3 separate regions of the Mus musculus genome follow, and all the other regions are linked to region 3. Evidence: chromatin loops called from intact Hi-C (ENCODE). Cell type or tissue: left cerebral cortex. All regions are shown on one strand.

Region 1 (2,500 bases), 330 kb after region 3:
TGTGCAGCATGAGGAGCTGTGGGAAAAGAGAAAAGGAGGGGGGAATGTAGATATTATAATGAAGTGAAAACTGTAAACCCTCATTAATTAAAATTTAAACAACTATGCCTGCTTTGGCAGCACGTGCACTAATACTGGATGACAGATTAGCAAGGCCGCTGTGCAAGGGTGGCAGGCGAATCTGTGAAGTGTTCCATCATTTCTCATTCAACTAAGCAAGGCACATGTGAGCTCACAGAGACTGAAGCAGCAAGCACAGGGCCTGCTGTGTGGGTCTGCACCAGGTCCTCTGCATGTTTATTGTAGCTTTTAGATTAGAATTTCTATGGGGCTCCTGACTGTGAGAATGAGTGGGTCTCTGACTCTTGTGCTTGCTCCTGGGACTCTTCCTCTTGTTGGGTTGCCATGTCCAGCTTTGATATGATGTTTTTTGCTTTATCTTATTATATTTTATTTTGCCATGTTTGGTTGTTACCTCTTAGAAGCCTGTTCTCTTCTAATAAGACAGAGAAAGGGAGGCAGGGAGGAACTGAGAGGATTAAAGGAGGGAAAACTATAAGCAGGTAAGGGAAAAGAACACATTTTCAATAAAAGGAAAAGTGGAAAAATTAAAAAAATATAAAAATAAACTACTGGATTTAATGTTGCTTCTTTGTCCATGCATTTATGGTTGAACACTAGGGACTGGACAACTTATTATGGGGAATTTTCTCTGGGAAAAAGAAACTGACTGTCTATAGCTCTTTATTTAGGGGTGAATCTCTTGAAATGTTCCCTATCCACATCGGCATGCTGGCTGGTGGTGTCACTGTGTAGGTCTTCTTTAGACAACTCTGTGGTTGAGATTTCGGGAGTACGGCTTCACTGTCCTGTCTAGACGACACTATCTTAACAAGAGGTGCACCGCCCCTCAAGCGCTTACAACTTCTCTACCTTCTCTTCCTTGATCTTCCCCGAGCTGCCGGAGTAGGAAGTGTGTTTTAGATGCGTCCATTGCTGTATTTTATGTTCTGTTTCCTCAGATGAGCAAACAAAACACAAAAGGAGGTAAGGATGGGTACTTTTCTTAACACAAGCACCTTTCAGGATGGGGTTCACTTTAAAAAGAAAATCCCCATTGATAGGCCTTAGGCTGGGCCATTTCTCATTTAATTATTAAAGAAATCATACACGCACATCCTGCTTTCATTTCTTCTTTATCTGCTGCTCTTTCGTGAACAGGGCTGTGATTCCGATTTGTGGCTGGGTGTCGGTGATGGGTAACTATTAGCCATTCAGCCGCTTTGACACTTTACTGTGGTAGCTGTGGTTATTTCAATGCCGGGTGGCAGAGCTGTCTCTAAAACCACCTCTTTATTCAGCCCCGAGGATGGATTGCCTGTGGATCGCCCACGGGAGGGCTTTTTAGCCGGCCCTTGGCATCAGCTGTGGCAGCCCTGGCTCTGGTTCTGAAGGGTCTCCTGTGCCAGATGAAACGATTCCATCGGTCTCTTTGATCTGATCCCGTTTGGTCAGCTGGGAAAGCGAGCTTGTTCCTTCCCCGCTCTTCTGCAGCTCCAGGTTGGCTGCTGGCCCTCTGCTGTGGTCTCTTCTCAGGCCATGGGGTTCTAGCGAGCTCCTCAGCTGCTAGACTGACACGGAGGCCTTGTTCTGGCACTCTCCCTGATCTGTGCTGCCCAGTGCTGGCCTGGCTGCCTTGGGTTTGTGTTTCTCTACAACGTTGTTGCGGAGTTTCTTTGCTCCTGGCAAGCTCCGGAATTCCCCAGCAAGCTTGAGGTGTAATCACATTTCAACTGCTGCTCTGATACGAGGCACCAATTAAATGGAGATGAAAAGGCAGAAATAGGTTCAGAGACAGGGAGCGAAAGCAAATGTATAGTAACTCCACGGGCCGGGTAGCAAGAAGATGACAGGCCCGCTGAGGTTTGGATTTTAGACTGAAGTTTGGAGGGGTGAGAAGATTTGTTTTAGTACGTGTGCTTGCAGTCAGAATGAGCTTTCGGCTTGCAGTTGAAAGGAGCTGCTCATAACTGCGTATCAAGGAGCTGCTGAAAGCACCTCATAAATAGAGGGAGTTAATGTGTATTGCTAGAAGAATACTAAAACAGAGAAGGAATTAATGAAGCAGGTTTGCGGAAACCCTTTCCCAATCTCCTCCTAAAAGCAACATTCCCTTTTTCTCACCTCTGCAGGATACTATATAGTGGTGCAAATCCATTTTTCATGTACTATATTGTGCTACAAACCAGGCTGGTGTATGCTGTATGGTTTTACGGTTGTATTAAATTATATAGCAAACAGAAGGTCTCCGTGTTGTAGATCTACTAAACAAGCAGAGCGTGTAAGCCGGGCAGAAATGCTAACAAGTGAACTTGGAATGAAACAAGGTTGTTAAAGAGGATGGCTTCCTTACACACACTTTCTGATATTTCTTACCATAGCTTATTGTAATATATGTATCTCTCTCTCTCTCTCTCTCTCTCTCTCTCTCTCTCACACA
Region 2 (2,500 bases), 220 kb after region 3:
ATTGGGACTAACCTGAGGAACTTGTTTGTAATGTACCCACTTCTTTCAAGCCCCTATTTCTGAATACAGTAGTTTACACGTTATGAGAGTGAGATACTGGTGTTTCTTCTGGAAATTTCCTACTATACTGCACCGCTTCTTTGGGCTGAAGAACCTCCATAGACAACTGTCAAAAACTCTACTGGGGAAAAACTAAAAAACTCACTGGGGCTAGACCATGAGGCAGGACTAGTAGACACAGATCATATACTGTAGGATCCACTAGAAGCATACATCTGGAGAGACGCTCACGGTGCTGAGAGGAGGTCTCACGTGGTACCCCAAGCCATCCAAGCTTAAAGAACCAATGTATTTCTCAAGGTAGGGACACAAACTGGCCAGGTGTGATTCAGCTGAGTCCTTTGCTGTGTTTAGACGCTGGTCTCTGAGGAATAGACTGAGTCCATAGAACTGATCTTGCAACTGGAAGGGAGAGCTCTGAGGGAGGAGGAAGGCATTTTGGGGGAAGAGTGCGCATCCTCCAAACACAAAGGGTGTTGGAGTGAACACCCATGAATAGAGAGAGCTTTTGTTAGTTTCTTTGCTCTATTTTTTTTTTTTTAGAGAAACAGATTTTGCTTTGTTGAAGTCAGTTTCCTGCTTGCGAATTTGAATTTATTTAAGTGTAAAATAAGAGTGAAGTACAAATGAAACATCCTCTTCTCTCAGGTCCCACTGAACTGGACTGAACATTCGGCTGGACCTTAGCTGGGCCGTCTCCAACTATGTTAAATGACGCTGGTAAACGTGGTGCTGTCTCGTCTCATTGCAAACCATTTGCTCAACTTTTTAGGGTTCATCACTGAAATCGCCTCCAAAAAATGCTAAAGTGTATCTGAGGCTTTTCCCGATAGTGATCAGCACAATTGAGAATAAATCAAGACCTTCTTTTCCTGGCGAAATAAATTCAGTGTCACAAGTCTGGGTCAGAAACTAGGTTTACGACAGGGCGTCCCGGATGTCTCTGCAGCTTCCTCTTTGCATCAGCTGCCAGAATCCAGTCGACTAGGACCAGATGGTTGCCAATCTGTGCAGCTGCTCATCCAGGCCTTCTCCTCCTGGGATAGCTAGGGGCTTGGCTAACCTGCAGCCTTCAGAAGACGCTCACTGTATCCTCCTCCACCAGGAAAGGAAGACAGGTGGAAAGATGCCCTGCCTTATAAAGACAGGATCTCCACACCTGCATTTAAACCGATGGGCTGAATTTATTGGATGTTGAGAGCATGAAATCGTGAACCAGAGCAGATGAGCACTGTTCCTGCAGGTTCCAATGCTCCCTTTTCTTCCTGGCTCACTTTCTGCTCTCACGTTGAAGGACATAGCCTCCTTCCTGGGAGACTTTGCAGAGCTCTATAGTTTTGATTCTTTCTAAAATTATCCATGGACCCAACAAGCTTTTGGTTCATTGCTTTGTTATTCCCCATGTGGGATAATGGATGCAAACTTCTTCCTTCCATCTTTTGTAAGTATTTGTTTTACACATGTAGGTTCACTGTGACCCTTGCTGTATAGTCCAAGACCACCATGGAGATAACTTGTAATGGAAGAAGAAAGGATTGATGGAAGTGGGTTGTCTTCATTTCCAAGTGCTGATTCCTAGGTACTAGGTCCACACGCTCAAACTTGGGAGGTTAGGCCTCCGTCATCTCATTTCAGACTATGGGAGACCAACTGTCACATTATAAATGGAAGACAATGGTCCTAGAGGCTTTGACAAGATCACTGGCCCAATTCTTCCCTGACCCGAGCTGTTTTGCATCCCCTCCCTTGTCTTATCTCTCCTCAAGAAGGTTTTATCTTGCATGTGCAACTTCAGGCATCTCACTGGGACAGTCTGAAGAAGGTAGCTGAAGGAAGCCAGGCTTAATTCCAAAGCTCTGATGGATAGCAGTTGAAGTTAGCAAATCTACCGTACGAATTCTACTCGATGCTTTATTCTCAATGATGGAGCAGATTATGTTGTGCAGAGACAAAAATCTACACCAGGATTCTTGGGTCCCGAGTTCTGCTTCGTTATGCATGGCTTTGTTTCCATTGGCACTGCACAATGCCACATTTTTAAGAATCCTGTAGGAGGATCGCGAGGAAGACACAAAAGATATCTTGGACATCCTTTTAAAAAGTTAACATTTTAAAGTGATTTAAATGTAAGCAAATCAGAGACACATGGGTTACATTTCCCTTAGAATACATATGGGTTTGGAGAATTAAGGGAAAAAAGGCTTGGCACATTATGGTCGGGTATAACTGAATGCAAAACATTCAGGGAAAATATTTAGTGTTCCTTTTTCTTTTCTTTTCTTTTCTTTTTTTTTTATATTTTCTTTTCTTTCAAGCACCGAAAGCAGGGGAGTAGTCATCTGCCCCCTTCTCCTGTTCCTGAACGACGGGGCCTATGTCAGAGGCTTTCCAGGTGAGAGTCTATAGGGTCTTTGGGTTTCTTGGCCCACAAGCTACCCTT
Region 3 (2,500 bases):
GAGAGAGGAGTCATGAGTGCAGTTGTCGAAGTCACCCACTCTCTGCCAGCTGCTTATATAACCTGGGGTGCCTCTCTTCATGCTCTGTAATTGGTCAGAATGACTCGGGAGAGTATTGATTGTTGCTAATTGGTTTATTATCAATTCAGGAAGAGCTTTATGGACGGGATGTATAGGGTAGTGTGGGGCATAGTGAACCAAGTTTCCATGCCTTCTTTTGGCTCTCTGTTTTAGCACCCCTGCATATAGAGCGGCCCAGAAGCCTTTGAACTCTATCGTTTAGGGGGTACTCATGGAGGCTTCCTCTGGGCAGTGACTAGTGGAGTAGGCTAGAGGTGAGGCTGCAAGATACCAGCCTGCGAACAAGGTAATCGTTCTGCTGACAAAACCCAATCCTGAAGCTGTCCAGGAGACATCAACCATGAATTTCTCCATATGAAAGATGTTACCACTTAGGGGATTCAAAGCTCATAGTTCTGTGCTAGGACCTGGGGACAAAGACCAAATATATAATGGGTTTTGCACTATGCTGTGGCTTTGGGTAGAGAGAAGAAGCGAGCACCTCCTGGGACTTTTGAGAGAATGAAGGAGCTTAAAAGGCTGTGCCCATGGGAACAGTAGTGGCAGATTTTGTTTTTGTTTTTAAAATTACCACTGTTCTGGGGAGACTCTCCTTAAAATGGCTTCTACCTGTTTTATTTTATTTTCAGTTTTCTGAGACAGAGTTCTTCTGTGCAGCTCTGCTGTCCAGCTCTGGCTGTCCTGGAACTCATTCTGTAGACCAGGCTGGCCTCGAACTCTCAGAGATCCTCCAGCCTGTGCCTCCAGAGAGCGGGGATTAAAGGTTTGTGCCACCACCACCCATCTTTAACTGGTATTCTTAATTTACTGTCACCAGGGAAGATAAATATTTATTTTGCATTTTCAAGAAAAGTGGGGTATTACAGCCATGAGGTCTTTTTTATGTGAGTACTTTAGATTCTAATTTCTCTTCCCGTCTGGTTGCTCCATACAGTCACTCACATAAAAATATACATGTCTCATCCTTTATCCGAGGACTGTTGTTTTCTTAACTTGATTCAAATGCAAGCATTTATTCAAGACAATAGAAGACAAGTAAGCGGGTGGCTTTGTCTTTTCTTTCCACTACCCCTTGAGTGGTCACTAGATGGCCTGCTAGTATTGCATTTTAACTTGGCCTGTGAGAACACAAGGGAGCAGGCTTCTTGCCGCTGGTTTTAATCTAAAGTGATATTTTAAATGCTGTTTTTAAATCTACCAGGAACTCTGGATTTACTAGTGCTATAAATTATTTAAAGGTTTGTCTTCTTACAAAATGGTGGGTTAGTGCTCTAAATGGATTTTATACTGCACATAAAAACCAGACTCTGGAGCTCGGTTTTAAAGTGCTGCCAGGATGTCGTTTGCTCGTGCTTCGGATGCATGGAGTTGAGACGATAGAAACTTAATAGTTGCATGAAAATGTGCACGGACGGGCCCCAGCATTCAATCTGCTGGGCAGATCTGGCTCCAGACGAAAGTGCAGCAGATACATAGAGAAAAAGCCTTGAAGCGTGGAACCACTGTCTGTTAACATGCTCCGGCTTCTACAGGGAGAGTCAAATGAGAGGACTAGAATCGCTAGTTCTGGGTGATGATTGAGCGCCGTGCCCACCAGTTTCCAAGCAGAAAACAGTTGCCCGAACAAGGATGTGGGTGTAGCATCCGTCAGTCTGAGGTCGTGTTTAGTCAATTAAAAAAGAAATGGGGTGTCCATCTTTTAAATTGAATAAGTATTTACAATTCATAGCATGTAATTTTCTGTACTTGAAGGTATAAAACGCAACCATCATGATGGGCAAATGTGTGAACTGTTCACTGAGCTCTGCTTGGACACTTGGGCAGCCTGAGTCCCTATTTCTCTCACACTGGAACATGGGGCCCTCTTAGATGGGTGAGGTGTCTAGGTGAAGACTTTCTCTGGCTAGCCATCTGTTTGTTTGTTTGTTTGTTTGAAAGGAAATTTGCTGAAATACAATGGATTATGTGAACGATAAGAGAGACATGGTGTTTCTGATAGCTAGGTGAGTCTGTGGAAATCCTAAGGAATCCTAAATAAAACAGTCAATTCATGTGGCAGGGACTCCACGTTCTGTCCCTTAGGTAGCCAGTCTCACTTCGAGCGAGTATCAGTCCTTTTGGGTGTTTAGTGCTGGTTTTAGAGACAGAGGTTTGGATTAGAATGTGGTAGAAACTGGCTGTGTCTGCATTTAAAATAAAAAAAAAAAAATATGTGTATGGGTGTTTTGTCTGCAACTCTGTCTGTGCACCATGTGTGTGCCTCGTGCCTGCAGAGACCAGAAGGCGGCATCGGATCCCCTGAAACTGCAGCTACAGATGGCTGTGACCCGCCATGTGGATGCTGCGGATTGAATCCAGATCCTGTGGAAGAGCAGCCAGGGCTCTGAGCCGCCGAGCCGGCTCTCCAGCCCTGTGTCTG

What was found. A loop is a pair of places that touch in the nucleus more often than their neighbours do. Peaks named below come from ENCODE experiments on the same cell type or tissue, not always from the same donor. Only the 100,000 strongest peaks of a DNase experiment are listed, where the experiment ranks them.
Region 1: a loop joins it to region 3, with 5 times the contacts of the local background. A loop is called at or near these places in 2 of 42 quality-filtered maps.
Region 2: a loop joins it to region 3, with 2.5 times the contacts of the local background. A loop is called at or near these places in 2 of 42 quality-filtered maps.

What each region holds. Positions count from the first base shown.
Region 1 is chr3:131,918,151-131,920,650 of GRCm38, forward strand. All of the region lies in intron 1 of Gm29865 (a long non-coding RNA gene), which reads left to right. Among named protein-coding and RNA genes, the nearest start is that of Gm29865, 26 kb to the left of the region's middle. In left cerebral cortex, no CTCF peak of the experiment used is centred here; a DNase peak (open chromatin) is centred at 1,532.
Region 2 is chr3:131,807,320-131,809,819 of GRCm38, forward strand. No RefSeq gene overlaps it. Among named protein-coding and RNA genes, the nearest start is that of Gm29865, 85 kb to the right of the region's middle. In left cerebral cortex, no CTCF peak of the experiment used is centred here; a DNase peak (open chromatin) is centred at 1,059.
Region 3 is chr3:131,592,157-131,594,656 of GRCm38, forward strand. All of the region lies in intron 5 of Papss1 (3'-phosphoadenosine 5'-phosphosulfate synthase 1), which reads left to right. Among named protein-coding and RNA genes, the nearest start is that of Gm36917, 5.8 kb to the left of the region's middle. In left cerebral cortex, a CTCF peak has its summit at 1,184; DNase peaks (open chromatin) are centred at 1,219, 1,450 and 2,381.